3 separate regions of the Homo sapiens genome follow, and all the other regions are linked to region 1. A link is a loop called in an ENCODE intact Hi-C map of the cell type or tissue named here. Cell type or tissue: PC-3. All regions are shown on one strand.

The links. Hi-C counts contacts between places; a loop is a spot of excess contacts. Peaks named below come from ENCODE experiments on the same cell type or tissue, not always from the same donor. Only the 100,000 strongest peaks of a DNase experiment are listed, where the experiment ranks them.
Region 2: it touches region 1 in a loop (11-fold over the local background); 7 of 110 quality-filtered maps call a loop at or near these places.
Region 3: it touches region 1 in a loop (7-fold over the local background); 7 of 110 quality-filtered maps call a loop at or near these places.

What each region holds. Positions count from the first base shown.
Region 1 is chr1:61,335,345-61,343,344 of GRCh38, forward strand. The region is part of intron 4 of NFIA (nuclear factor I A); the gene reads left to right. Among named protein-coding and RNA genes, the nearest start is that of NFIA-AS1, 86 kb to the left of the region's middle. In PC-3, CTCF peaks have their summits at 1,922 (motif pointing left), 3,056 and 3,265; a DNase peak (open chromatin) is centred at 2,867; H3K4me3 peaks cover 1,764 bases; H3K27ac peaks cover 1,883 bases.
Region 2 is chr1:61,585,646-61,593,645 of GRCh38, forward strand. No RefSeq gene overlaps it. Among named protein-coding and RNA genes, the nearest start is that of TM2D1, 140 kb to the right of the region's middle. RefSeq lists an enhancer at 2,116-4,591. In PC-3, a CTCF peak has its summit at 3,206 (motif pointing left); a DNase peak (open chromatin) is centred at 3,206; H3K27ac peaks cover 229 bases.
Region 3 is chr1:60,844,734-60,852,733 of GRCh38, forward strand. No RefSeq gene overlaps it. Among named protein-coding and RNA genes, the nearest start is that of NFIA-AS2, 120 kb to the right of the region's middle. RefSeq lists an enhancer at 4,400-5,230. In PC-3, a CTCF peak has its summit at 4,049 (motif pointing right); no DNase peak of the experiment used is centred here; H3K27me3 peaks cover 2,658 bases.

The DNA.
Region 1 (8,000 bases):
CTCAGGTTTCGTCACCTACGCACCCTCCTGAAAGGCTTAACACTCAAGCCGCATGCTGGAGTTGAAATCCCTCAGCATTGCCTTGCAAGGCTGCCCTCTTCCTTGTTCCCCCATGTGGGAAAAGAGAAGCAACCGTTTCAGAACTATGGTGGATGCTTTTTGCAGATGAGTGGACCTGGGGTGCATTCTGTATCCTCGAATAGAAATAAGCTAACTGGCCAGGCGCGGTGGCTCATGCCTGTAATCCCAGCACTTTGGGAGGCCAAGGCGGGTGGATCACCTGAGGTTGGGAGTTCGAGACCAGCCTGGCCAACATGGAGAAACCCCATCTCTACTAAAAATACAAAATTAGCCAGGTGTGGTGTCGGGCGCCTGTAATCCCACCTACTCGGGAGGCTGAGGCAGGAGAATCGCTTGAACCCGGGAGACGGAGGTTGCAGTGAGCTGAGATCATGCCATTGCACTCCAGGCTGGGTGACAAGGGCGAGACTCCATCTCAAAAAAAAAAAGAAATAAGCTAACTGGCACAAAAGGTGATTAAACACATGATGTTAGCCCTGTTAGGAGTGTGATGTCATATAATATGAAAAATTAGAGTAGCTAGCATTTATCAAGCATATACCATGTACCAGGCATTGTGCTGGGTACTTTGTAAGCATTATCTCATTCAATCCTCCCATGGTTGGTGTTACTGTCCCTTTTTATAGATGGAGTCTGTGATGCTCCAAGAGGTTAAGCAACTTGCTCTTTTTCCTTTATTCTACTCAGCTAGCTGACTGCCTACCTTTTCATCAAAACCTCTCCTATAATTGCATTATAGAACTAAATAGAATCCAAGGATTCTGTGCTTTTATTGAATAATCAGTTCTTGTTGATTTGATACACTTTTAGCTTATTAATTTGTGCATTAAAAAAAGGTTAAAACTATTTTCATGTAAACCAAAGCAAGTAAGATACTTAATTAATTTTTTTTCCTGGATTTGTTTTTAGGTGTGAGTTTGTTTTTAATTAACAGACTTTATTCTTTTTTAGGGCAGTTTTTTAGGTTTACAGTTTTAGGTTAACAGAAAGTACAGAAGTCCCGTATACCCCTCCTCCAAAACAGTTTCCCCTATTGTTAACATCGTTTGTTAGTGTGGTACATTTGTTAAAATTCATGAGCCAGTATTGACGCATAATTAATAATTAAAGTCCACAGTTTACCTTAGGGTTCACTCTTGTACATTCTGTGGGTTTTGACAAATGCATAGTGATGGGTAGCTACTATTATGGTATCATATGGAATAGTTTTACTGCCCTAAATATCTCCTGTTCTCCACCTATTCATTACCTCCCACTCCCCACCACTGATCTTTTTACTCTCTCCATAGTTATGCCTTTCACTTAGATGTTTTTGATGGTCTCAGTGTCCTACAATCTCTGACTGTTTTGCAGATTTCTTCTTAACCTTCTGTTATCTATCCCAGCCCCATCCAGTCCCCTGCAATTATACCTAATTATGACTACTTACATGGGCTGAAAATTTCACAGTCATCATTAATGATGGCTTAGGTTGAGATTTTTCTCCCTTTCTGGATCTTTAGTATTCGATTTTTAAATTTGCTAATACAAATATTTACTTACACTAGGTTTCCAGTTAGTTTTTGTTTTTCATTTTCTTCCTTTTAAATGTAAGAGAGGAGGGAGGTGCTATTTCAGTATTTCCTCATGTGGATTCACTGAAATAACTATGTCCTAAGTGTGTTGTTTTTAATAGCGTTACTACCAAGGTGGCAATGGCAGAGAAACTCAGGAGAAAGCTGCTGGCTTAGCCTCACAAATTCAGAGGTGAGGGATGAGGCAACAAGGATGCTTGCCATTGAATTATACTGATCAGATACATGAACCTGTTGGAATCAGGGACTCCTGCTGGCCAACTGAAGCTGCAATCTTCCGTGAACTCCCCTTTCCTCCTTGCCTCCTGCCTACCACCTTTTAATTTTTTTTTTCATTATCATCTAAAGTCCACGAAAGGCAAGAATGGAAAGTTCTGCTTCCATGGCAAAGAAAATACTGTAGCATAAAAATCTATATTTGTTCTCTTGCTAGTTTTTCCCCCATGTGGTAGGACCATCTGAAAGTAGCTCAATTATTTATTGCCTTGTTCCAGGGGAGGAGGAAAATACAGACCACTAGATGCTGTGCCAGAGAGAGAGAGAGAAGTATTCTCTGCTTTGGGGAAGGGGGTTTTACAAGTGTTAACAATGTGGTTCAGAATCACTAAAGTTGTTTTAGCATAATACTATGAGGAAAGAGACAAGAACCATCTGTTGAAATGGCTCTTACATGATGCTGCATTTTCAAACAAAGCCTTCTCAAGGCATTTTTAGATTGGTCTCTTTCCCTTGAAGTTGCTACAAAGAGAGCCCACTCTACTAGCTGCTAAGTGATGCTGCTTAGATAGCTCTCTCTGTCAGCACCCACTCTTTTGTTTATTTTGCGCTAGTGTTTTCCTCAAAGTATGAGTGCTAAGGCTGTCAAATATCACTCCTGGTAGGAACCCAGAAAGTTCTCCTGAAAAATCCACTACTTCTGCCCATTTCCTTCCAAATTGCTGACTCTATTTTACTTGAAGTTGGTGGAGTGACTTCGAAACCCTAACTACTTCACTGGGAAAGAGGAAAACCGCAAATACACACAGGCCATTGTGACTCTGGCCTGGTGGGCTCTAATTTTCTAGCGGCGGTTTGTACACCCAAGCCGGCTGCAAGGGTTAAGTAAACTTCGTGGCTAAGGATGACTTCATGGCCCTGGAATTTTGAAAAGCCAGGATTCTCAGTACACTGTGGCCAGCCTTAGAGTCTTTGGGTGTGAAAACCACTCTCAGTTACCCGGACTGATTTTTGGTTCCTGTTGCAGTGCTGCAGAATCTATTAAAATCCGGCAGCTGAATTGTCCTGGCTCTGCCACAAAGCTCAGCTGCCGGGTCCACTACAGGATTCCTGAGTTGTTTGTCAATGGAGAGTGGGAGTGAATGGAACCAGGCATATGCCTCAGCCTGGCATGAGGTGGCACCCTAGTGGCTGTTTTCTGCCTTAGAAATGTGCGCTCTTTCTATATTTTCACACAGGAATTGTCATTAACATCCAAATTGCAGTTCATTTCTAAAGTTCTTTTTGAAGTCTCTGGGTCCTTGTTACGTTTTCAAGTACCCATATTCAGATGCTTAGATTTTCAGGCTAGTAATTTAGTAAGAACTATTGGCAATATTCTAACCTGACATGGTGGAACTTCTAAGACAGAATGAACTCGGCTACAAGGCACAACAAGAAAACGAAACTCTTGGGTAGGAACAAGCCCAAACTTGAAAATACAAAATGTTCTTGCACAGAAGGACTAATGAGGAAATGGGTGTAGGATAAGAAATTCCAGACATCCAGTCATTTGGGGTGCCATTTAAACATTCGCAGTACTTTAGATCTTAATTAAAGTGGGATAGATTTAAAACTTTCTTTCTAAACTAGTGGCCTGTTGGTTTTCCTGTGTTAAGTAACACGATAGCTGTGATCATTGCATGGAAATTAATTTTTAAAATAGCTTATATTCTTAAGCAAGATCTTCTTTCAAAAGAAACCATTTGGGCTCGAGCATTAAAGGAAGAAACAAAAAGAATATAATAAAAAATAGATTGCAGCCCTAGCATGAACAGTTGCCGTGACCTTGCCTTTTGTTTGCCATTACACAATTCAATGGCAGTCTACTCAAACTATGTGCTCGATCAATATCCTATTAAAGCAGCACAAAAAGTCTCCATAAACTTAGTGGTTAGCTATGTTTATAAATGGAACTCGGCATAATTGGATGGTCAATAGCAGGCTCTACTAGTAATTTTAAAATGAACGTCACACATTTTATATCTGTAGAAGTCAATGGCACCTCTTCTAGAGTGAAGGTAGAGTGTGGAGCAGACAAAAGAGTGGGTGGCCCTTTAAAAAAATCATAATGTCTATTTCCAAATGTAGTTTTTAAAGAAAATCTAAGTTATGGAAGAGAAAATTCTGATTGGCCCCTATATATTTTTATTTTGCCTATCTGAACCACCTTCTTCTGAATATATTATGACTTTGCAAATGTTACATTTTCTAGTTTTAATCAACCCCTCATAGAGAGGTAAAATAATAAATATTGCCATACTCGTAGGAAGAAAAATAACAGTCTGGCTGGCTTAATTCAGCCAGCTTCCTCTACTATAATTCAATAAATTTTCAAAATAAATATTGAAATTGAATTAGTTCAGGAGGATGTTTTGTTGTATGATTTTTTCCTTTTAATTTTCTTGACATGTTTGGGGTGAATATTTGGGTAGTAAAGCTGGCAGCAAGTGCAATGGACTGGTAGTAATAGAAATTGTCGTCAAACTACGCTTTCTTCTGAATCCTAGCTCACAGTATGGGTGGCCAAGCTTGATTTTTTTCCTATCCTACCCTCCTCACCTAATGAAGCCATGTAAGGTGAGAGTATCCCCACCCTTAGACTGACTCTGTCCTCAGCCGACTCAGCCCTATGAATTAAAAGGTGCATATACCTTGTGTTCGATATGTGCCCTGGCTGTTGTCATGGACCACTGAGCTGTTGAAATTAGAACTATGGCAGGAATACGCTTATGACATTAGTGTATCCTTCAGTCACTGCTCTGCATGAAGGTCTAGTCCTTTCTCTTACATGCATACTCCTACAATCTTCCTGGTTAGAGCTGGCAGTGAGAGTTCTCATGGCAGAATTTGGGGCCGTTTTGATCTCTGTTCTCAGCTGAAGCTTCTGATAAATTTACCAGACTATGAATACTCTTATTATAAAGATTTGAACTGGGGAGAAACACAACATACCCCTTGATGTACATACTAATGTGTTGTCATGGTCTCTATTCGTATGTTCATCTATTTCTAGGTCATTCATCAGTTATGCTTTCTATGTGTCAAGTATAAAACCTATATTCAAGATGGCAGCATGATATTGTAAAACAGTACAGGATATAGAGTTGGGGAATTGAGCTTTGCAACTTATCAACTCTATAGCTTTGGGCAATATTTAACCCCTCTTGGCTGTGTTTTCTTCTAGGTTACAATCATTTATTCATTGAGCAAATGTTTATGAAGTCCTAACTGTGTGCTGAGTCTAAGTCCAAGTACTGGAAATAGGAATACCTCTCAGGAGTGTAATGAGGGTTAAGTGACAGATAGTCTAGTGTCTGCCACATAGTAGATGCTCAACAATGATAACCACCACGATTATTGAACAGAGCCTCAGCCCCTGATCGTTCTTCACTGTGTGCTCAGAGCCAATCTTGGAGCTGACCACTATCAGTAAATTTATTGAAAATGCATGTGTGTGTGCGTGTATAAATTAAGAAGGGCCAATTTTAGAATTCATGTTCTAACAACCAATTATTAGAAGAGCCACTCTAGTGACCCTTACGGAGTTAGTAATTCCAATAGAGTAAGAGCATGCCAATAGTAGACCTCATTCCTCTGTTTTGAGCATTGTTTTTCCTCAAATTTTCAGAAGATTCTTTTTCCTCAAATTTTCAGCCAGAGCCTGTGTTTCTGCATTATTCTAGAAATTGTTCTCCTAGGATATCTCGTGGATAGCAGAATGTTTTAAAATTCTCAATCTAACACTGACACATTAACAACTTTTTAAGTGGCAAACCACACCTGGGTCATCTGTACCGGCATTCTTTTTTTTTTTTTTTTTTTTTGAGATGGAGTCTCGCTCTGTCACCCAGGCTGGAGTGCAGTGGCGTGATCTCGGCTCACTGCAAGCTCCACCTTCCGGGTTCACACCATTCTCCTGCCTCCGCCTGCCGAGTAGCCGGGACTACAGGTGTCCACCACCGCGCCCGGCTAATTTTTTGTATTTTTAGTAGAGACGGGGTTTCACCGTGGTCTCGATCTCCTGACCTCGTGATCCGCCCGCCTCCACCTCCCGAAGTGCTGGGATTACAGGTGTGAGCCACTGCACCTGGCCCATGTACCAGCATTCTTAAAAGTAGTACTTAGTTTTACAGTATTTTAAAATTTTGCTTTCACTCATATTATGAGCAAAAATTCCCTATGAATGGCAGAAGCATGCTACAGGTCATTACTGACAATGTGGTTTGTTTGGGTTTTCTTGAGACAGAGTCTCACTCTGTTGTCCAGGCTGGAGTGTGGTGATACAATCATGGCTCCCTGTAACTCCACCTCCCAGGCCCCAGGGATCCTCCCACCTCAGCCTTCCCAGTAGCCGGGACCACAGGCACGCGTTGCCACATCCAACTAATGTTTGCATTTTTTGCAGAAGTAGGGTTTTGTCATGTTGCCCAGGCTCGTCTCGAACTCCTGGGCTCAAGAGATCTGCCTGCCTTGGCCTCCCAAAGTGCCTGGATTACAGGCGTGAGCCAGTGTGCCCAGCTAATAATGTGCTTTTTAATAAACCTTTATTTATGCACTCATAAGCCTCAACTTTTTAATGGTGGATATTCATATCCAGTAGTAACACTGAAAAACTAGAAGGGGTTTTTGTGACCTCCAAAGCTTGAGAGAAATCCTATATTACCCTGCAGTAGGGCCACAAATATTATTGAGATTTGGCTGGAGTACATTATCATAGCTAACTCTTGCCGAGTAGAAGGGCTGTTGGTAGTGACCATCTTAGCATGTCTAGAATGGGGCCGGTGGAGTCCACATTCAGCAAAACCACACATAGGTCAAATACTGGAACTGAACTAATCCAGTGTGTGGTTAATATGAGTACATGTTAATACCCAGGATTTTTCACTAGGTGGAGGAGAAAAAAAATGAAAGTTATTGGTGGAAATATTGAAAACTATTTTTTTTTTTTGTAAACAGCTGAATTAGTCAGTTGTTGGGATGGGACTCTGTTGATACGGTTTGGTTTCCTAATAGCTAATGGTCAAGTAGTCCCAGTGCACTATTGGTTGTGGGGCTTATGTTTAGCTTAGCCCTTCCCTGGTTTATAGATCACTGTGGCAAAAAGACCTCTTAGGCCATCAAATCCCATCCCTGTCAGAGAAGACTTAATCCCATGACTGAGGCTGTATCAGATACTAAGCAGGTACCACATTTGACCTCAACCAAAAGCTAAGACATGATGATACTCTAAAATGCAGAAAATCAATTTCAGCCCCCAAAGCAGAAGGCACTAATGCAGATCAGTCAGCATTGCTAACCCCTCTGTGGACTGCTCTGTTAGACCAAGTGGCAGGGCCCTTCATCCAATGGAACTCTTGCTGACGCTTATAAAGTTTAAGACCTGCAAAAGCAGAGAGGCGAGAAGGAGAATGATGAGATAGAAGTTTTGCCACATAAGTGTAGGCGATAATTATTCTTCTATTTAAACGTGTTGAATATATCTCCTTCATAACTGATGACAAAGGAAAGACAGCAACACTAGAAATGTGAATTTCACTCCTGTTTCTTTGAACAGATATCTAGGAAATATCTACATTCAAGCCCTTCTTCTGTCACTTACTTAGTTGCATGATCTTGACCATGTTACTTAACTCTCAGCGTAGTTTCTCATTTCTAAATGAGAATAATATAAATACATATTCCATAGGGATAATGCAAAGATTAAATGAGATAATTCAGGTAAAATACCTAGCACATTGCCTGGCATGTAATAAATGCTCAATAAATATTAGCTCTTAGCTATTTTTCATTAACAAGCTCGTGTAATTTTAGTTCAACTCAGTAAACATTTGGTGCATATGTAATATATGAAGCACCCTGCACTGTGTACTGAGGAGAATACAAAAATAAGTAGGAGACAGCCTTTTCCTCTACAGGGTATATATTTAAGTTTCTTGAGATCTAAGACTGAGCTTATTTTATGGCAATAAAAAGCCTGAATACACTTAATTTACAAATTAAACTCACAGTAATTATCTGTCAAAGATAAAGTATCTTCCTGATTCGGAGTGGGGTGGGAAAATGTATCGGTTAATTTTTCCTATTTTA
Region 2 (8,000 bases), 250 kb after region 1:
AGCACAAGGCAAGTTCAGTCTAGGAAACAGGTAACAAAGCTCACGAGGCTGTTAGGGAGGTCTGATTTTTACGAAGGGCTTCGTGTCCATCACTGAAGCCTGGAGGATTGACTAGTAATTGTATGAATGGGATCTGGAAGGAACTATGGTCTGAGGCTTGTCATGACTTCAGGGGTTGGCACCGTACAAAGCCCCATAAGGATCACGCAAAGGCACCCAACCGTGCTAATTCACCCTTTCCGGGAACTCAGCTCCCCCGCCCAGTATTGCTTGCCAGGGTGTGCCCACAGGCACTCCCTGCATGTGGCTGCAGGAACCAACTATGAAATCCACCTATGTGTTTTCTAGTGAATCTGGCCCTGATTTTAGCAGACAGCACTAGCTGTCATCTGGTTTTTATTAAATTCCATAAGTAAGAGAGTAATTCACACTCTAAAATGTTACACTATGTAAATAGTGAGACTGATTGAAAACTATTTTGTTATTTTCTGCTTTTCTCTATTTTGTGAATTTTCTTTAATGAGCATTGAGTACTATTTTATATATATATGTTTACATATATGTTTATATATATGTTTATATATATATATATATGTTTTAATTCAAAGGATAATTCATGGCAGAAACAGAAGTATAGGGACAGAAATTTCCATTACCGGAGGCTTTGAGAACCATATTCCTGCAGCTCTAATGAACAGAAAGTCATTTCACTGGGATGTTTTCCTCCATTTTCTGTGAATTTGAGTGAGCTTCCTTCCAAGAATGCAATTGAAGACTGGGACATACATATTGTAACCAGTAGCATGAGTTATTGATTGAATTCCCTGGCACTTCCTTTAGTTTGAATTCTAGGTAGAGTTCTTGGAAAGTGATGGCTTTTCGAGAGCTGGGCTTCCCTAGCATGGAATGACAAGTCACATAACAGCTCTTTGTCCAGTCATATACTGAGCATCACCTGCGTATCAGGCACTGTGCTGGGCACCAAAGATGGAAAGATAATTCGTGTCTTCACTGTAGTAAGGTAGATAGGGGCCAGGCATGGTGGCTCACACCTGTAATCCCGGCACTTTGGGAGGCCGAGGCAGGCGGATCACCTGAGGTCAGGAGTTCAAGACCTGCCTGGCCAATGTGATGAATCCCCGCCTCTACTAAAAATACAAAAATTAGCTAGGCATGGTGGCGCGTGCCTGTAATCCCAGCTACTCAGGAGGCTGAGGCGAGAGAATCACTTGAACCTGGGAGGCAGATGTTGCAATGAGCCAAGATCATGCCATTGCACTCCAGTCTGCGTGACAAGAACGAAACTCAGTCTCAAAAATAATAATAATAAACAAGAAAAAAATAAGAAAGGTAGATAGGAACACAACATAGCTGTACTAGGGGTGAGTTATGTACAAGAGGGTGTGGGTGAGTGGCCAGAGCAGGTTTCACAGAGGCCAGGACATGTCAACAGTCTTCACTTTAGAGTAGGAATTTGCTAAGAAGACCAGAAGTCTGGTTGGCTGGCAAAGAGATGGGTCAGGGTAAGGGGAGTCCAGCAGAAGGAAAAGTATGCATACAAGCATGGAAGCATGAACTGGCTGGCCTGTGGGATCGTCATGACCCCAGGATCAAACTCATATAAGTTTCTCCAAGACATAACAGTTCTTGTCTCAAGTAAGACACTAGGAGAGTAGGCCACTAGGAGCCCCAATTCCATCAAACACCTCCTAGCCCTGTCATGCACCCAGCATAAGCACAGGGGATGATACAAGAAAACAGTGTGATATCACCATCCCAAGTTGCTGCGGATCAGAGAGCTGTCTTACTGTGATGCTTAATTTTTGGTGAACTTACAGAAAAAAATTCAAAAAGTCTGAGGCTGCCCATTAGGAATGAGAAATTGCATATGAGGGTTAGCATGCTAATTATGTTTTGTGTAACCTACTGGACACACTGGGATGGCTTTTCCTGAAAGAAATTATCTGAGTCCTACCTTACCACCTAGACAAACGGGAAAGGAAAGGGGGTTGATTCCACCAACAGTGTGTGCTTGTGACTTAGGCGGCTTTCCAGTCGAAGAAATACAAATAATTGTAAGGCAATTTTAATCTTTACTGAACTCTCTTGAAGCCTATCAAACGGAATCCCAAATGCACAGCAAAACATCTTAAAATTGCCTTTCCCTATCTCTCTCAAGTCATATATATCACACGTTTATGGCTCTCTCCTCCTAATTTTTTTCCTCCCTCTTTCCATATTCCTCCCAAACTCTCTTAAGCTCAACTACAAGAACACTTGTCTTTTCACCCCAGCCCCATTCCCCGCTTTCTGGATTTATTCCTCTGGTGGCTAGTAGATCTCTCTCCTTTCTAAAGTAAATCAATTTCACATTTCTGCCCCCCTACACCAATCAACACCACATTATTTTTATATTTGTGGCAGAGGTTTAATAGGTAGAACAAGGGGATGCTTTGCAGAGGCTAGAACACTCAAGAGAAAGATTTGTTTTCTTTGTCATTTGAACAGCAAGCATATATAAACCATGCTGGTAAAGTTTCTTTCTGGTGGCTCCCATATTTTAGGTTACTGGCCACCCTAAAAACCTAAGCCCTAAAAACCTGTTACCTTCCCATGTAACAGAAGCTTAATGTAAATGACTTTCATAAGCCTGTATTCCTTTAACTTATTTTTTTCTTCTTTATCCATAGCAGATTTAAGTCTGGATTCCTTGACTCATCCAAAGTGGTTAAGTGCAAGAATGCTATTTTTTTTTAATGCCTGTCTTCCCCATTAACTCCCAGAGGGCAGGGGTATTGGCCATCTAGGTGACCATTAGCACTGTCCCTGGAAAATGGAATACACTCATTAATTCTTATATTTAGCATTTGTTGAAGGGAATTTGAATGTGAGCATAAATTTCTTAAAGGATCTTTCAGTCCCTTGAACAAAGTGTGAACCAAGTGTCATCCAAGTTATACAACATGGAGTACATACAATTGCATTTCACTCTAATTCAAGCCTAAGAACAGGTGACCCAAGAAGCAATCTCAACCCCTCAAAGATTTTTCTCCAATACCTAATCTGCAAGCCAAGGATCTTTGGGGTACAGAAAAAGTCATTTTTTTTTCTTTCCTTTGAGGGAAGTGACAGATACAAAGTTTTCATACTCAGCTCCTAACTGCCCCCAGCTCATCCTGGCAGCTGAAGAGTTAATCTGCTGCCACCTAGTGGTTCTTGGCCAACCTGCGGGAACCCCAGCTCACATAAGGTGAGGGTGAATGGGGTGGGTGTGGACTGTCTCCATGAAGAGGACAAGGTTCTCAAGTGGCTTTGTCTTCCCACCCCCAAAGTTTATCTCTCTCTTTCTCTCTCTCTCTCTCTCTTTCTCTCCCTCTCTCTCTCTGTCTCCCCCTCTCTCTCTCTCTCTTCTCTCCTCTCTCCTCTCTCCTCTTTCTCTCTCTCTCTCCCCTTCTCTGGGGCCTGTTTCCTGTAGACCTGAGGCAAAGCAGTAGTTCAGGCTGGGATTTCTTGCAAGTTTTCCACTGTGGGGTGCCGCAACAGCTGTGACCCTGGCTTGATTTTGATGTAGACTTCAAGGGCGCCGTCCCCAGCGGGGAGAACATTTTTACCTCAGGAGCCTATTCACATTGGTAGCCTTGGCAGGGAAAGTTCCAGAAGCTTTGATTACACAAATACCTTTGCTAGGTACAGGCCCGTCTTGGCAACCTGGGGAGAGAGAATGTGCACATGGGCTGATTAAACCAAACGACCCGTTTCCTTTGCCGGGGCTGGGGGCTGGGGGTCTTCGGCTTGGAAATGATTTTTTCCTTGGCTGTGTTGCCTGGAAACTTTGAGGGTTTAATTAGGACTGGGGAGGTTTTTGGCTCCCGCAGCTGCCTCTGCTCTCCCCCAGGGTTACTGAGTGAGAATGTGTGCATGCGTGTGTGTGTGTGTGTGCGCGCGCGCGTGTGTGTGTGTGTGTGTCCCCTGCAGTGCAGGCCAAAGCCGTCTGGAGAAGTTAATTGTGTACCAAGGCAGATGTGGCTCTTTTTATTTCAATTGATTTCAGTTAATAACTTTTAACCTCCGAACCGCAGTGAGGCTGCGTGTGGTTTATGTATCATGTACTGGAGCCCAGACAACTGAGTGGAAATGGTAGCTATTACCTTACTGCCGCCATCCATCTAGGGCCAATCATTGGAAACTTTTCTAAATGTTCTCAAGCAAATCCAGAAAGGACATCCTCCATCAGTGTCTCTCTGGCTCTGTGAATTCCTAGGAAGAAGTAAGACAAGAGCCGGCCCGCCCCAAAGCAGTTATCTTATTTGGTCAGGAGGAAAAAGTTGGAGTAAACAAATTAAAATGAAACATTTTTCATCCTTTATTGACTTCAGTATTCTTTTTATTAACCTCAACATTACCAAGCAGTTACTCTCCCATTTGGAGACTTGGAGAAAGAAGAAGAATTTTCTTTTCTGCTTTTCTTTGATATGTATATATGTTTGTATTTATTTTTCAACTACCAATGTTATACACAAACATGTTCTGGTTATATAAGGATTAAATACAGAAGTATAAGCCCCCTTGCTCACAGGCAGATTTTCCAGCTGGGGTCAAGGCAGGTGCAGGCGCATTGTGACCCACCCTTTTTCTTCCTTCCCTCCCTTTTTTCTTTTCTGCTTTCCTTTCCTCCTTCCTTCAGAGGAAGATTCAGAGACACAGGTCTTTCCTTCATGGAGCATGTGGAAATGAGCTCCCACATACCATGTGTATTTGTTTGCTAGGCCTGCTGTAAGAAGATACCACACAAAGGTCTAATATCCAGCATCTATAAGGAACTTAAACAAATTTACAAGAAGAAAACAACCCCATTAAAAAGTGGGCAAAGGACATGAACAGATACTTCTCAAAACAAGACATACATGTGGCCAACAAGCATATGAAAAAAAAGCTCAATATCACTGATCATTAGAGAAATGCAAGTCAAAACCATAATGAAATACCATCTCACACCAGCCAGAATGGCTACTATTAAAAAGTCAAAAAATAACAGGTGTTGGCAAGGTTGTGGAGAAAAGGGAACGCTTATACACTATTTGTGGGAGTGTAGATTAGTTCAACCATTGTGGAAAACAGTGTGGCAATTCCTCAAAGAGCTAAAAACAGAACTACCATTTGACTCAGCAATCCCACTACTGGGTAGGTACCCAGAGGACTGTAAATCATTCTACCATAACAACACATGCACACGAATGTTCATTGCAGCACTATTCACAATAGTAAAGGCATAGAATCAATCTAAATGCCTATCAGTGAGACTGGATGAAGAAAACATGGTACATATACACCATGGAATATTATACAGCCATAAAAAAAGAACAAGATCATGTCTTTTGAAGGAACATGGATGAAGCTAGAGGCTATTATCCTTAGAAAACTAATGCAGGAACAGAAAACCAAATACTACATGCTCTTACTTGTAAGTGGGGGCTGAAAGATAAGAATTTATAAACACAAAGAAGGAAACAAAGACGCTGGGGTCTACTTGAGCAGGGAGGGTGAGAGAAGGGAGAGGAGCAGAAAGGATAACTATTGGATACCGGGCTTAATACCTGGGTGATAAAATAATATGTACAACAAACCCCTGTTACCGGTGTTTACCTATGTAACAAACCTGCACGTGTATCCCCGAACTCAAAATAAAAGTTAAAAAAAATAAAAATACGACGAGTAAAAAAAAAAGAAAAAAAGAAAGTACCACAGACTGGGTGGCTTAGACAAGAGCAATGTGTTGTCTCACAGTTCCAGAGGCAGGGTTGATTCCTTCTGCGGGCTGTGAGGGAGGCTCTGTTCCACGCCTCTCCCTGCTCCTGTGGTTCGCTGGCAATCTTTGCTGTTCCTTGACTCGTAGACACATCGCCCTGATCTCTGCCTTCGTTTTCACATAGCTTTCTTCCTGGCACTGGGAGTGACATGACTTGACTGTTTTCTAGGGAACCCTCACTTTAGGCTTCTCCTCTTGAGTTGGTCAGATGCCCAGAGAAGACTCTTCAATCCCCTATTTGAAGAATGTGTGTGCCTGGCTGCTGTGTTCCGGGAGCCAAGTGTGAGAAGAAGGCTGGAACCCAAATATTCAGTCTGCTCCTCTGTAGTCTTTAATCCCTCTGTTTTCAGTACAGCATCCTCCCAGACCTCCGCACTCTCTGGCTTCTCTAGTTCAGAAATCCCCTGGTTACTGTCTCTAGAAAATAAATCTCTCCTACCATTTACGGCAGTGGAGAAGGAGCCATGTGACTGCGTGGCATGAGGGGATAGGGCACGGGGAGAGATCTAACTGCTTCTAAAACCCTTTCCACCCACCCTCCTTTTTCAGCCCCATCTTCACTCTCACCTCCAGAGGTACCAGATGCCACCAGTCCTGCGCTGTTTCACTGCTCTGAATGTGAACCGAGTTGCTTTTGGCGTTTCCCACTGCAGGCTCCGTGTGCAGTTTGATGGGGTCTGGCAGGCCGGTCGCCAGTCTTCCACAGCATTTTAACTTTCAACATTTTGCTGCTTTCTTTGTTTCCACTTTCTTTGTTTTTGTGTTAGTGGGTTTCAGGAAGAAAGAGAGCTAAATACATGTGTCCAATTTTCCAGCTTTACCTTTAAGGCCATTCTTGTGTTTTAAGCAGCATGTTCCAGAGACATTCTCAAACCCAAAAGGAGTCATCCTATCCCTGGGTTATCTGGAAGTTTTGGGTAAGTTTAGGACAAGAGAGTCCCTTCCAAGACCCTGCCATTTGCAACAACATGACTGAACCTGAAGGACATTAGTGAAATAAGCCAGACACAGAAAGAAAACTGTGGCATGATCTTACTTATATGTGGAATCTAAAAATGTCAAATACATAGAAACGGAGAATGGAATGGTGGTTACTGGGGTGGAGAGGAGGAGGAAATAGGGAGACATAGGTCAAAGGGTACAAAGTTGTAGCTATGTAGGATTAGTCTAGAGAGCTAATGCACAGCATGAGAACTTTAGTTAAGAATACTGTATTGTGGCCAATGTGGAAGGATCGCTTGAGTTCCAGACCAGCCTGACCAACATGGCAAAACTCCGCCTCTACCAACGAAACAAAACAAAAAACAAAATTAGCCAGGCATGTTGGCACGCACCTGTAGTCCCAGCTACTCAGGAGGCTGAGGCGGGAGGATCGCTTGAGCTGAAGTCAAGGTTGCAGTGAGCCATGATCGTGCCACTGTGCTCCAGCCTGGATGAGAGTGAGACCCCGTTTCAAAAAATTAATCACAACAATACTGTATTGCATACTGGAAATTTGCTAAGAGAGTAGATTTTAGATGTTCTCACCGTCCCCATTCCCCCAAAAAAGGTAACTGTGAGGAGATGGATATATTAATTTGCTAGCAATCATTTCACTATGTATATGTATATCAAAACATCATGTTTTACACCTTAAATATATACCATAAGAGGCTGGGAATGGTGGCTCACGCCTGTAATTTCAGCACTTTGAGAGGCCGAGGCAGGTGGATCACCTGAGGTCAGGAGTTCGAGACCAGCCTGGCCAACATGGCAAAACCCCAACTCTCCTAAAAATACAACAATTAGCTGGGTGTGGTGGTGTGCGCCTGTAATCCCAGCTACTTGGGAGGCTGAGGCACGAGAATCGCTTGAACCTGGGAGACGGAGGTTGCAATGAGCCAAGATTGCACCACTTCACTCCAGCCTGGGTGATAGAGCGAGACCCTCTCTTGAAAAAAAAAAAGAAAAAAAAAAAAATATATATATATACATACACCGTAAGAGAGGGCCTTCAATATGCTTTATTTAGTATATGAACATATGGATGCACATTCGCACACACAAACACACTCACGCTGCCTATTTTCTCTACAAAATCTACAGCCAACCTGGGTGGAATATTTGGATTCACCAGCCAGATTCTTATTTTGTTCTAGATGGAATTCTCTAAGATTCCCCCAGTTCCCTCTTTTCCCCCCTCACCAATTTATTC
Region 3 (8,000 bases), 490 kb before region 1:
AAGAATAAAGCTGGAGGCATCCCACTACTGGACTTCAAACTATACTACAAGGCTACAGTAACCAAAACAGCATGGTACTGGTACAAAAACAGATACATACACGAATGGAACAGAATAGAAAACTCAGAAATAAGACTGCACATCTACAACCATCTGATATTTGACAAATCTAACAAAAACAAGTAGTGGAGAAAGGATTCCCTATTTAATAAATGGTGCTGTGGGAACTGGCTAGCCATATGCAGAAAATTGAAACTGGACCTCTTCATTACACCTTACAGAAAAATTAACTCAAGATGGATTAAAGACTTAAATGTAAAACCCCAAACTATTAAAAACCCTAGAAGAAACTCTAGGCAATACCATGCAGAACATAGGCACAAGCAAAGATTTCATGACAAAATCACTAAAAACAATTGCAACAAAAGTGAAAATTGACAAATGGGATTTAATTAAACTAAAGAGCTTCTGCACAGCAAAACAAACTATCATCTGAGTGAACAGGCAACCTCCAGAGTGGGAGAAAATTTTTGGAACCTATGCATCTGACAAAGTTCTAATATCCAGAATCTACAAGGAACTTAAACAAATTTACAAGGAAAAAATAAATAAATAAAAAGCGGGCAAAGGACATGAACAGACACTTCTCAAAAGAAGACATTTATGTAGCCAACAAACATATGAAAAAACTCAACATCACTGATCATTAGAGAAATGCAATCAAAACCACGGTGTGATACCATCTCATGCCAGTCAGAAGGGTGATTATTAAAAAGTCAAGTAACAACAGATGCTGACAAGGTTGTGAATAAATAGGGACATTTTTACTCTGTTGGTGGGAATGTAAATTAGTTCAACCATTGTGGAAGGTGGTGTGGTGATTCCTCAAAGATCTAGAATCAGAAATACCATTTGACTCAGCAATCTCATTACTGAGTATATACCCAAAGGAATATAAATCATTATATTACAAGGATACATGCACACATATGTTCATTGCAGCACTATTCACCATAGCAAAGACATGGAATTAACCCAAATGCCCATCCATGATAGACTGGATAAAGAAAATGTGGTACATACACACTATGGAATACTATGCAGCCATAAAAAGGAACAAAATCATGTCTTTTGCAGGGACATGGATGGAGCTGGAAGCCATTATCCTTAGCAAGCTAACACAGGAACAGAAAACCAAACACTGCATGTTCTGACTTATAAGTGGGAGCTGAACAATAGGAAAGCGTGGACACCGCTAAGGGAACACCACACACTGGAGTCGGGGGGTGAGGTTGGGGGAGGGAGAGCATTAGGTAAAATAACTAACGTATGCTAGGCTTAATACCTAGGTGATGGGTTTATAGGTGCAGTAAACCACCATGGTACACGTTTACCTATGTAACAAACCTGCATATCCTGCGCATGTACCCCGGAACTTAAAAAAATAAGAAAGAAAATGTGAATTGGTATAGATATAAGTCAAATTTTCTCAAACCCAGTATTTTAAACAGTGATGAAGCTATAAATATGCTCGCATGATTAGAGTAGTAATTCTGCAGCTTGCTTGAGGCCACTCAAAGGGTACAAAAAGAAGATGCCATACCAGGACCCTCAACCATATCCTATTCCCCTCACTCATGTTCCTTGAGCTGAGCACTGCACTTCTAGAGCACCCTCAAACAGCTCCATAGATATGATCAGCAGGATGTTGAAGTACAGCTCCACGTTTCCAGACACCTGCTCATTGACACTTTCAGTGTCACAGTAGTCATAAATGTTGGCTGTCATGCCATAACCTATTCAGACCAGGTTCAAACATTTTATGGGTTCAGGACAAGAGTATAGCTAGAGGTCCATATACTGGATGTCTAAATTCAAAATTCATAATCAAACTAGTAAACTGTTGCATAAACTGCCTTCTATATCCCTACATTGACAAATATACTTTAATAGAAACAAAAATAAAAATATGTGTGAAGCTATTATTTTTATGTCACTGAAAATAAACCACTGTTCTACTAATAAGTGGTTGATGTTTGTTGACTACTAAAATAAAGGAATACATAATTTATAAATTGCTATACACTAATTCCACAAAATTTTCTTTCCTTCATTTTGGCAAAAAAAAATTTATGCTATTATAATCAAGATTGTCATATAATTTTTGTTCCTTTAGTAGTAACACCAAATTACACAATTATTCCTGAGTCACTGTAGTTCTTAGGTAAGTTTATACTAATTTCAGTTTAGAGAAAACTCACTCTTCAGAGGCAGGAGAAACTGGCATTATCAATAAAATTATTAAAATAATTAGATTATTATCTTAGATTTAGAAAGATCTTTAAATTTTAGGTAGAATATGCAAACATTATAGTGGGATTACATATGATAAATTATCACTATCATAGAAAGCTTTACAAACTATTATAATTTCATTGTATAAATTATCACTTGTCTCATGATTTTCACCATTTTAAAAACAGTAACCAGATTTAATAGAAAGGTGAAGAATCAGTATCAGACATCGTACATGTTACTTCTTCCTATATATAAATTTCAGGGTAATATAAATTTTAACTATTACAAAGTTAATAGTTCTTCATCTGCCACCTGTAACTCCTATAAATACCATACCAACTGATGTATCTCCAGAACCAGAAGACAGAGAAGCAAGAGAAAGTACCCTATATGTCACTGGGAAGTGATTCTTTATTGAGCAGGAATATCCATATTAAAGCTTTTTGAAAAGAAAGATTGGACAAATTGACTAATTCGCCTCTTCTTTTACCTAAATGCTTCAGTTGTTCAAATATTTCCCACATTCTAAAATAGGGACTAGCTTCAACATTGGCAATGACACAAACCACAAACCTTTAAAGCATGTTTCAGGGACGTATATTAAGAGATATTTAAAAAAAAAAAAAAGTTTTTCTTTGAGGTCCAGAAGATGTTACTTGTAAGAACAAATGTTTACGGTTGCATATGTCAGCCCTCAACAACAGATCCTGAGTGACAGAGGTGCCCATGTGCTCTTAAATAAATCTGTCTTTTTGTATTTGTGGTATGTATTATCTTTCAATACAAGGTCTAGAGCAGGGATTCCTATGGCTTAGGTCTAAAGATGTTATTAAATCTATTCATGGGACCTTGGGGCATACTTGCTGGGCAACGCTGAGAGAGAGGATACATTAGGGGGAGAACTGCGTAAATAAAAAGGAGGCCATAGGTAGGATAATAAGGTGTGTGTGTGTCTTTGCACATATGAGTGTGGAGTGAGCAAGTTTTAATTTCTCATTATTTAAGAGATATAGAAGAATGACATCATCAAGATGGGGGAATAGGAAACCCCAGACCCCATTCCCCAACAGAAACATTAACTAAACAACAATACACAGACAAAAAGTTTTTATGAGAACCTAGAAATCAGTTAGGAAGTCACAATACCCCCAGGCAATCTCAAAGCCAAGAGCAGCTGCATTGAAATGGATAAGAAATTTATTTCATTAACTATGTCAGCCCCTCCCCCAAGCCAGCACATCTCTGGGAGGAAAAGCCCAACATACAGCTTCTTTTGTGACAGGTAGAGAAAAGAATGAAATGTATGTTCAAAGTTTCAGCTTTTGAGGGGCTGCCCAAGGAACTGGTTTCTGTCTCACCTGACTCGGAAGATTCATGGGAACTGACATACATTGGATGCCTGGGAGCCACAGAGAGCAAAAGAGAGTCAGCGGCTTGTGGCAGTGCCAGAGAACTTGTAATATCACAGATAGAAATTAGCAGGGCTTGTTGTAATCAAGAGTAAGCACCTAGCTGTGGCTTTTTCCCTGGGAAAAAACAGGAGGGTGGTATGTGTGTCTAGCATTCTGCCTTTTCAGGGGGCTTCCTGAGGGACGAGTTTTTGCCTCATCTGATTCAGAGTCCTAATGGGAAACCAACATACCTTGTTTGCTTAGGGCCAGAGGGACCAAAAAAAAAAAAAACCTAAAAACTCAGTTGCTTGTGGTTGCACCAGAAAACTTATAATACTACAGATAGACACCAGAGGGAGCAAGAGATTACAAGCTCTGAAAAAAACAACTTGCAAACCTCTCTAATTGGGAGAAACCAGAGAAAACACATCTCCAGAAAAGATGTGAGAGGCCCTCACAACCTCTAGCTGAAATAACTGGTGAAGTTATTTCCCTGTATGAAGTCAGTGAGTAAAGACTAGGAGAGATGGCTGTTTTTCAAATGCATGAATACCAATATAGTTACAAGACACATAAAGAAATATGGAAACATATCTCAATCAAAGGAACAAAATAAATCTCTAGTAACCAACCCTAAAGAAATAGAGTTATATGAAGTACCTGACAAAGAATTCAAAATAACCATCACAAAGATGTTAGAAAAATGGTAAATGAACAAAATGAGAATATCAACAAAGAGAAAAAATTTTAAATAAACAACAGCAATTTTGGAGCTTAAAAACACAAGAGCTGAATTGAAAATTTCACTAGAGGGGTTCAAAAATAAAAGTGATGAAGCAGAAAAAAAGAATCAACAAACTCGAAAACAGATCATTTCAGATTACCTAGTCAGAAGAACAAAAGGAAAAAGAAATGAAAATGAATGATGAAAGTCTAAGGGACTTATGGAACCCCATCAAGCAGACTAATTACACATTATGGCTATTCCAGAAGGAAATGAGGGAAAGAGAGAGAGAGAGATTGAGAATGGCATAAAGATTATTTGAAGACACAATGGCTGAAATTTTCCCAAATTTGGGGAAGGAAATGGACATACAGATAAAAGAAGCCTAAAGGATCCCAATTAAGATAAACTTGTAAAAGTCTACATTACAATCAAATTGCCAAAAGTCAAAGACAAAGAGAGAATTTTGAAAGTGGGAAGAGGAAAGCTACTCACCATATGAAAAGGATTCTACATAAGAATATCAATGGGTTTCTCAGCAGAAGCCTTGCAGGCCAGCAGGAAATAAGAGAATATATTCAAAGTGCTAAAAGTAAAAAAAAAAAAAAAAAGAATATGGCAAAACTGACATTCAAAAATGAAGCAGAAACACTGAATTTCCCAGATAAAAGCTGAAGGAGTTCCTCACCATTAGACTTCCAGGCAATGCTATAGAGTGTCCTTCAAGTTGAAAGAAAAGGATGCTAAAGAGCAACACAAAAACATGTGAAAGTATAAAGCTTGCTGGTAAAGGTAAATCTATAAACGAATACAGAATATTGTAATGGTGGTCCATAAATCACTTTTAATTATAGTATAAGAGTTAACACAAAGCGTGAAGGAGAAAGAAGTTAAAGAGTAAAGTTGTATGTGATTGCAGTTAAGTTGTTATCAGCTTAAAGTAGGTTGTTATAACTATAAGTGTTTTGTGTAAGCATCATGTTAACTACAAAGAAAATACACATAGAAGATACATAAAGGAAATTAAGAAATGATTCAAAACATGTCACTACCAAAATGACAACACAAAGAGAGAAAGAAAAAGAACAAAAAGCTACAAGACAGAAAACAATTAATAAAATGTCAATCTTAAGTCCTTCTCTATAAGTAATTGCTTTAAATGTAAATGGATTAAATTCCCGATCATAAGACATCAAGTGGCTGAATGGATTTTTAAAAATCAAGATCTCACTATATGCTGCCTATGGGAAACTCACTTTAGATTTAAAGACATATGCAGGCTGAAAGAAAAGGATAGAAGAAATATATTCCATGAAAATGGTAACCAAAATATAGCAGAGGTAGCTATATTTATAACAGAAAAAATAAGCTTTAAGTCAAAAACTGACACAGTAGACAAAAGAGGACATCATATAATTATAAAAAGGGGCCAATTCACCAGAAAGATAAATCAACTATAAATGTATATGCACCCAACATCAGAGCACCCAAAAACATGAAGCAAATATTAATAGAACTGAAGGAGAAACAGACAGCAATGCAATCATAGTAGAAGATTTGAATACCTCACTTTCAATTATGGCTAGAACATCCAGACCGAAAATCAATAAGAAAAGAGTAAACTTGAACAACCCTATAAATCAGATAGATCCAATAGACAGATAAAGAACATTCCACCCAATAGCAGCAGAATTCACATGCTTCTCAAGTTCACATGGACATTCTCCAGTATAGATCACATATTAGGCTACCAAACAAGTATTAACACATTTGAAAAGACTGAAATCATACCAATTTCCAACCACAATGGAATGAAAACTAGAGATCAATAACAGAAGGAAAACTGGGAAATTCACAAGTACATGAAGTTAATCATATACTTCTGGACAACCAAGGGACCAAAGAAGCAATTAAAAGGAAAACTAGAACATATCTTAAGACAAATAAAAACAAAACCACAACACACCAAAACTTATGCAAATAAGCAAAAGTCATACTAAGAAGAAAGTTTGTGGTGATAAATGCCTACATTAAAAAAGAAGAAAGATCTCAAATAAATAACCTAACTTTATATCTTAAGGAACTATAAGAACTATAAGGAACAATAAAAGCAAACTAAAACCAAAGATAGCAGAAATGAAGGAAAAAACAAAGATTATAACAGAAATAACAGAAATAGAGAATAGTAAACAACAGAAAGAAATCAATGAAACTGAGAGTTGGCTTTTTAAGAGATCAACAAAAATGACAAACCTTTAGCTATACTAAGAAAAAAAGAGGGAGACCTAAATAAAATCAAAAATGAAAGAGGAAATATTACAATTGATGCTACATCAATAACAATAATTGTAAGATATAACTAACAAAAATTATATGCCAACAAATTATATGCCTGGAAGAAATGGATATTCCTGAAACATTTAACCTACCAAGTTTGAATGCTGAAGAAATAAAAAGAACAAACCTAAACTAGTAAGAACAAACCTATAACTAGTAAGAAAATTGGATCGGTAATTAAAAACCTCAAAGTGGATGGGGTTAGGAAAAAATGGGGAGTTGCTGATCAATGGTCATAGAGTTTCAGTCATGCAAGATGAAAAAGTTCTAGAGATCTGCTGTACAACAATGTGTATATAGTTCACAATACTATGCTGTACACTTAAAAATGGTTAATAAGGTAGATTTTATGTTTTTCAACACAATAAAAAATAAATTTTTAAAGAGAGATATAAACAATAGCTACAATCTAAAAGCAGTTAGTCATCTATACTAATCTAGATCATCCATTCCAACGGTTTTTCAAACTTTAACTAACAGAGGAATAATTTTTCACTTAAAATTTTCCAGTAAACCCAATAACAAAACCATAAAAGTAGAACTGTGTGTGTTGAGTTGTGTTGGGTGGGAGGGAACCAGAGCTCCTCATTTTATAGACACAGAAACTGAGGCCCTGGGAGGAAAATGGATTCACCCCGAAGCACACAGTGAGTTAATGGCATGGCCCTGGCTACAATCCACATCTCCTGATTCCCAGCTCAGTGTTCTTTGCATTTTCATTAAAGTTCTTGTGCCTAATCTGGAAAACACCCAGATAACCATAAAAGGAAACAGATGAAGGTACCCACAAATGAGCTATGGAAGGAGAGGGAGTTTTTAAGCCTAATCACCAGCCAATAGATTTCCAGTTTCAATGGTTTTTTAATATCAAAGTTGTTTTCATTATTTATTAATGAACTTTTGTTAACATTGTTTATTATTTATTAACATTAATTAAACGAACATTTGAAATTGCACAGAAACAAAAAAGGAGAAAAAATTTATAATCCTACCAATTATATAAACAACTCTTAACACTGGAATATGTCTTCTGTCTCTTAAAGAACAGATTGTTGGGTTTTCACCAAATTGTGCTCATTCTGTATGTTCAATTTTGTCTCATGCTTTTTTCACAATATTATAGCATAAGCATTTTCCATTTGTAAATAACATTTTCTTTCATGACTACATAATATGCTCTGAAGTAGTCATGCCATGCAGAAGATTTTTTTCTAAATTTGTTCACCACTTCAAATAATACTAAAATGAAC